Linked DNA regions of Homo sapiens: region 2 is linked to region 1. The links are chromatin contacts, found by Hi-C or POLR2A ChIA-PET in ENCODE. All regions are on one chromosome and are shown on one strand. The core of a region is the stretch at or near the end of the contact, and the rest is flanking DNA. Distances in the headings are between cores, read along the strand shown.

Evidence for each region. A loop is a pair of places that touch in the nucleus more often than their neighbours do. ChIA-PET counts read pairs that join two places held with the same protein, here RNA polymerase II (POLR2A). Pooled maps may share reads with other maps.
Region 2: a map of gastrocnemius medialis shows a loop between it and region 1 (4-fold over the local background). The contact joins two enhancer-like sites. A Hi-C loop is called at or near these places in 50 of 168 maps with a recorded cell type or tissue (CD4-positive, alpha-beta T cell, GM12878, HAP-1 and 28 more), 17 of 37 single-sample maps with no recorded cell type and 28 of 50 pooled maps. POLR2A ChIA-PET finds 5 or more read pairs at or near these places in 11 of 52 experiments (A549, A673, BJ and 7 more).

Annotation. Positions count from the first base shown.
Region 1 is chr6:139,382,350-139,385,999 of GRCh38, reverse strand. No RefSeq gene overlaps it. Among named protein-coding and RNA genes, the nearest start is that of CITED2, 9.5 kb to the right of the region's middle. Within about 2 kb of position 1,625, at least 2 of the 41 ENCODE cell types and tissues checked have a DNase peak (open chromatin) inside an H3K27ac peak, as active enhancers do.
Region 2 is chr6:140,439,821-140,443,470 of GRCh38, reverse strand. No RefSeq gene overlaps it. Among named protein-coding and RNA genes, the nearest start is that of MIR3668, 240 kb to the right of the region's middle. Within about 2 kb of position 2,075, at least 5 of the 41 ENCODE cell types and tissues checked have a DNase peak (open chromatin) inside an H3K27ac peak, as active enhancers do.

The DNA of each region.
Region 1 (3,650 bases), core at 376-2,875:
AAGCATTTCTGTAAAGCTGGTATTTGAATGAATAGAAGCGGGAACTGATGAGTCAATGACTAAAAACAATTGAACTCACAGACAACTTTGGGGTCACATATTTATTTGATATAGGAAAGAAACCTGTATTTTTTTAAGGAAGTGGCTAACACTCAGCCTTCGATAGTTTAACCTTTCTATTCCATTCTCTGCCAACTATAGATCCAAATTATTTATTATAATACACAGTTATATGACCCAAAGTATTGGTAATAATAAAGACCGGATACCACCAAAACCAGGGTTTCTTTAATAGGAGTTCACAGATCCTTCACAAACCTTAAAGTAGTCTTCGGTGTTCTCTTTTTCTCCTCAAGAATTCTTTAATTTTATGTTTTCATTTTGTTGATTTTTTTTTTTTTTTTTTTTTTTTTTGAGACGGAGTCTTGCTCTGTCGCCCAGGCTAGAGTGCAATGGCACGATCTCGGCTCATTGCAAGCTCCGCCTCCCAGGTTCATGCCATTCTCCTGCCTCAACCTCCCGAGCAGCTGGGACTACAGGTGCCCGCCACCACGCCCAGCTAATTTTTTGTATTTTTAGTAGAGACGGGGTTTCACTGTGTTAGCCAGGATGGTCTTGATCTCCTGACCTTGTGATCCGCCCGCCTCGGCCTCCCAAAGTGCTGGGATTACAGGCTTGAGCCACCGTGCCCGGCCTTTGTTGATCATTTCTAACAAATTATTAGACACGCATTATGAATCATCCAAATGATCATCTTTCATTATTTAGATTTGTGATTATAACTGTGATGGTGCCAAGTAGCATGACTTTAAAATGTTGAAGACAAATCAGGAAAGAACAGAGATGGCTTTAATATACTGAAATGGTCACACCATGTGAAGACCAACTGAAATTGTGGTGCACAGTATACAAGTTTGCACAGTGGTTCCAATACAAATTTCACTACATGGCATGCTATAGCATCAGCAGGCCAAACTCAGTAGCAAAAAACAGATACTGTAGTTCTTGTTGCTGGATTCACATTGCAAGGGGTGGCTTAATTTTGACAAAATCTGCCAGATAAATATTGTTAATTTCTATTTTTATTGGTTCTGAATTTTTATTTAACATGTACATGTGTTCTAGTATTACAGTTGTATAAGAGCTATAAACATAAGGATATCATGCATTGTTCCCTATTTTTACATAGTTAAGAAATATAAATAATGTAAATAAACATTTGAAATCTAAGACAATTTTTTTTTTCTGAGACAGACTCTTGCTCTGTTGCCCAGGCTGGAGTGCAGTGGTGCAATCTTGGCTCAGTGCAAGCTCCACCTTCTGGGTTCACCCCATCCTCCTGCTTCAGCCTCCCGAGTAGCTGGGTCTACAGACGCCTACCACCACACCCAGCTAATTTTTTGTATTTTTAGTAGAAATGGGGTTTCACCGTGTTAGCCAGGATGGTCTCGATCTCCTGACCTCATGATCTGCCCACCTTGGCCTCCCAAAGTGCTGGGATTACAGGCGTGAGCCACTGCGCCCGGCCAAGATAATTTTTTCTTTTGAAAGAGAGCTTTATTATTCTTGGCCAGGCACTGTGGCTCACGCCTGTATTCCCAGCACTTTGGGAGGCCATGGTGGGCGGATCACGAGGTCAGGAATTCAAGACCAGCCTGGCCAACATGGTGAAAACCTGTCTCTACTAAAGATACAAAAAATTAGCAGGGCATGGTGGCGCGTGCCTGTAGTCCCAGCTACTCAGGAGACTGAGGCAGGAGAATGGTGTGAACCCAGGAGGCGGAGGTTGCAGTGAGCCGAGATTGAGCCACTGTACTCCAGCCTGGGCAACAGGGAAAGACTTTGCCTCAAAAAACTGTAAACAAACAAACAAACAAACAAACAACAGAGCTTTATTATTCTTTATTCTGAAAGAGAGCTTTATTATTCTTGAGAAACACTGACTTAAACCAGCATTTTTCAACATTTTTTTCCTGTGAGTCTCCTTCATTGTTATCTCATGAACCACTTAGGCATTTTCAGATCATTTAAAAAATTTTTGTATGGCATGTAAGAAGAGAGTTCACAGAAAACATTATGTTTTAGATAAATGTATAATAGAAGCTTGTTTTGTGGTGTTTATTTTAAATAATATTTATTACAAAGACTATAAAACAAATTATTTTTTGTTATAAAATACAATTATAAGATCTCTTTTCAATTAATTATAAGAAGTAAAGCACAGCTTGTTAACAAATTCAAAATTGACAATATATTCTCTGTGGATCTGAGACTAAATACATATTTAAACATATTGAAATACAACTACATATTATGACATTACAAATTGGCACGAAATATTTTCCTTTCCTGATGTTTTTAGTTTTTGACTTTTGTACATAAAAATCAACTGGGATTTTAAAAAATAATGTTTGTGCTTTGTTTGTAAGTAATGAGATCAGAGGAATAGTTTCAGGCTATTATTTGCAAACATACTTCCGTAATTATTACATACAGCAGCTGAATCTTTATTTCTAATAAATTGACAGACAATTTGAGTGTAGTCATCACTATGTTTTCTCTCTTTTGGATTCATTTTTTAGTCCTAGAGTTATGTAATTTGTACTATATAAAAGTTTTCATGATATGAATGCAACTTCTGGGTGAGATGAGCATCATCATAAGTTAGTTGTGAAATAATTATCACAATTCGGCTGGGCACCATGGTCATGCCTGTAATCTCAGTGCTTTGGGAGGCCAAGGTGAGAGGACCACTTGAGTCCAGGAGTTTAAGGTTACATGAGCTATGGCCACATCACTGCACTCCAGCCTGGACGTCACAGTGAGACCCTATCTCAAAAAAAAAATTATCACAATTATATTTCTCACAGGTTTATTTTATTCAGGACCATTAGTCTTCTATCTTTAAAAAAAAAAAAATCCGTATGTGTAAAAGAATTAAAAGCAACTTAAAGTTGTTAAATAGTGCAACAACCACTCTGACATGAGTATTTAGCTGAGAGAGTAACTACATTACTTAATGCTTGTCATCAGATGTCTACAACCAGCTCTGTGGGCTCACTCAGCACAACTCAGAGACTCTCAAACTTCCATCTTGCTGGGGTTTTTTTGTTTTGTTATTGTTTTGAGACAGGGTTTCGTTCTGTCATCCAGGCTGGAGTGCAGTGGCACAATCACAGCTCATGGCAGCCTCAAGCTCCTGGGCTCAAGTGATCCTCACGCCTCAGCCTCTCAAGTAGCTGGGATTACAAGTGTGTGCCACCATGTCTGGCTAAGTTTAAAATTTCTTTTTTTTTTTTTTTTTGAGATGGAATCTTGCTCTGTCACCAGGCTGGAGTGCAGTGACGTGATCTTGGCTCACTGCAACCTCCGCCTCCTGGATTCAAGTGATTCTCCTGCCTCAGCCTCCCAAGTAGCTGGGACCACAGGTGTGCGCCACCACGCCTGGCTAATTTTGTGTATTTTTAGTAGAGACCAGGTTTCACCATGTTAACCAGGATGGTCTCGATCTCCTGACCTTGTGATCCACCCGCCTCAGCCTCCCAAAGTTCTGAGATTACAGGTGTGAGCCACCGTGCCCAGCCTCAAATTTTTTTTTGTAGAAACAAAGTCTCTCCATGTTGCCCAGGATGGTCTCAAACTCCTGGGCT
Region 2 (3,650 bases), core at 826-3,325, 1.1 Mb before region 1:
GCTGGAGTGCAATGGCACCATGTTGGCTCACCACAACCTCTGCCTCCCAGGTTCAAGCGATTCTCCTGCCTCAACCTCCAGAGTAGCTGAGATTACAGGCATGCACTGCCATGCCTGGCTACTTCTGTATTTTTATTTATTTATTTATTTATTTATTTATTTATTTATTTATTTATTTGAGACAGAGCCTCACTCTGTCACCCAGGCTGGAGCGCAATGGCGCGATCTTGGCTCTCTGCAACCTCTGTTTCCTGGCTTCAAGCGATTCTCCTGCCTCAGCCTTCTGAGTAGCTGGGATTACAGGCGCCCACCATCACGCCTAGCTAATTTTTGTATTTTTAGTAGAGATGGGGTTTCCCCATGTTGGCCAGGCTGGTCTTGAACTCCTGACCTCAGGTGATCCACCCGCCTTGGCCTCCCAAAGTGCTGGGATTACAGGCATGAGCCACCGCGCCTGACCTACTTCTGTATTTTTAGTAGAGACAGGGTTTCTCCATGTTGGTCAGGCTGGTCTCGAACTCCTCACCTCAGGTGATCCACCCGCCTCGGACTCCCAAAGTGCTAGGATTACAGGTGTGCTACTGAGCCCGGCCCCTTCAACTTCTTTTATAAGGCATCACAAGGTTTCTAATCCCATTCATGAGGGATCCACACTCATGACAACTACCTCCTAAATGTCCCACGTCTTTACATATGATCAGAGTGGCAATTAAGTTTCTATGTATAAATGCTGGGAATGCATTTAGACCATAGCACCTATGAGGATTATGATGACGATACTAATGATGGGGATCATGATTGAGATGACTATAATGAATATTTATTAAGTACTTACTATGGCCAACAGTTATTGCACTACACATTTATAGAAAGTCATTCATGTCTTTCCCTTGGGCAGCCTGTAAGTTCAATATTAACACCATTTTACAGGTAAGGAAGATGAGGCACAGAGAGGTTGAATAAATGGGCCAAATTCATCAACTGCTAAGTGGAAGAGCCAGCACTTGAAGCCAGACTGTCTGCCTCTGTAACATTAAACACTCAATCAGACTGACCCTGATGGATATGGGGAAGATTTTAAGTGTTTAATGCAGAATGATGACATAAATGACTTGCTTATTTAGAACAGTAACTCTGCAGTTGAAAGGATGAATTAAATGTTGGGAAGTGGTTATTAAAATGCTGTTGCAGTGGTCCAGGTAGCCAAATATAAGAACATCACTATGGTTATTGTAGTGAGGATACATAAATAAAGGACAGATTGGAGACTTCTTGAGCAACCAGAATTGGCAGAACCTGTTGATGGATTGGGGTAATTAACATTAGGGCACACACAAAAAAAGGAAGGTAACATTTCATCTCCAAACTAGAAAAAGATAGATATGATTTAGTTGGGAAGATGAAGAACTTTGAGCATATTACCTGCAAGATACTCAAACAAAACTCAGTAGGACACAATTATACTTGCAGGGTGAATCTCAAGAGGAAAAGGATTTAAGTGCAGATGTGGTAGCCATCAGAGGAAAGAAGTTATTTTAAGATATGAGTGTGGATATCGTTTTATAAAGAAGGGTGAAGAATGACAAGAGAAAAGGGTTACATACAGACGATCTGTGGAGCAGCTGACTAAGTGATGTGCAAATTAGACTGGCAAGGAAAGACAAGAGTTAGAAAGAAAACCAGAGGAAAGAGATGCCCCAGAAACAAGAGAGAAGCAGGAAAATATTACATTATCACTAAGTCTAAGGTTTTAGGGCTCCTCAAGAGTATCCTTTGGAATTGATCATAATGATGCCCCCAGTGATCCTAAGGAATGCCCTGAAATGCGGTAGCTGGAGCTAGTCCCAATCGCAAGGCACTAAATTTTCTTCCATGAGCAGTTCAGTGCTAGTGACGAAGGGAGCGCCTGACTGATGCACAAAGATGACAGCTATGTGGCCAAGAGACCAAGACTATGAGAAAATGTTCCATTCTGGCCCTGCCCCCAGATGGAGCTGTATGCTCATCAGTGGAGCGATAAAATGCCATGGCCTGGGAGGCGGGGGAGGAAAAGTTCTCTGTAACTCTTACCATTCAAAAGTTTGTCAAGGCATCATTTTTCTTCAGAAGCAGAGAAGTCTGTCCCCTGTTGTTACTTGACAAGTATTAACTAAAAGCCTACTCTGTGCCTTAGGCTGGGAAATACCTTCCTACTATACTTAGAGTAAGAAGAAGAGGAAGATTCTCAGAAGGTATTTACAACTTACTCAGTAACTTCCCAGATTTAAATTACTTAGAAAAAGCAATATCAAGTCTGTAATCTAATATGTAATTGATACAGGATACACAACTTCAGGGGAATTGTGATGTCCTGAAATATTCTTTCAAATGCAACAGAAGGCACGAAGTATAATTATAAAATGACACTGGTTTCTACAAATCAAAGGAAAAATTGGTCTTTGTTCAAGGTCACACATTACATTCAATTAGATGTTTGTATTTAGGAGGCTATCCCGACCCACACATGCTTTCAGCTTACAGACCCACACATGTGCAAAGAAACACAGAACTCAAAAAATCATAAAAATCATAATGTATAAATTTTTCAGAGCTATTAATTTTTCATATGAAATTTTAATCCATTTCTTTTATAACCGGTAGTATTAGATCTCATATTTCTGTTTCATTCCCTTTCCTCACTTTGAAGCAGTTGATATATTTACATGAAAATGACCTCTTTGTTCTTTAGAAAATCATCTCAGGCTTATTCTCTACCCAGAATTACAATAATCCTATATTTGTGACATCTTAATCACCTCCACAGCAACCGATTGTGAGGTTAGAAACAGAGGATTAAAACTTCAAGTGGAAAATAAGAAGCAGGAATTGATGAGTTCTTAACAAACCAAGATTTTTTTTTTCTTCAAAATAAATTACTCCAAGGAACAAGAAAGGATTTTCAAACGAGGACTATGAAGAATATAGAGAAATACAGCAGAGCTGTTTATCAAAGTTTTCCTTGGTATGTCAGCAGGTCCTTTGGAACTGACAGTGCTGATCTAAACATTTCAATAATAATAGAAGTGTTAACAGTGATAGGAACAAATAATATTAAACACTGTCAACTGCAGCATTTCATTTTCACTGGCCTGACAACCACTGCTGCAAAAAATGAAATGAGGAGAAAGAGACTTAACTGTTGAGTCATTGCAAATAAGACTCTATTAACAATACTAGCAATGGGAACAAGGGTATTAAAATGAAAGAAAGCAAGAAAAAAATGAAAGAAAAAGAGAAAGGAGAGAGCAAGAGCGGGGGAGGAGAAAGAAGGAGAGAGGGAGGGAGAAAAAAAGGAACTCAAGCCTGACTCCTGTCTTTAATAGTGAGTGCAAGTTTTGGGTTTCTTTTTGTTTATATTTTTACAGGATACATAGAAACAAATATGTAATAAATAAAAATGGAAGTGTGTCATATTATTGAAAAATAAAACCTGCCTAAAAATATGTAGGAAACTGATGTTGATTCTTTAATGTTGGCCCCATCTCCACCTCACCACCGTGAACCAAAATAACAATCTACTTATTGAAGAGGACATGTCACCTTTGAACTAAATATCTCGGTCTTGTCTTAGTGGAACATGGCATCACTTACACAAACTTAACATAAATGCC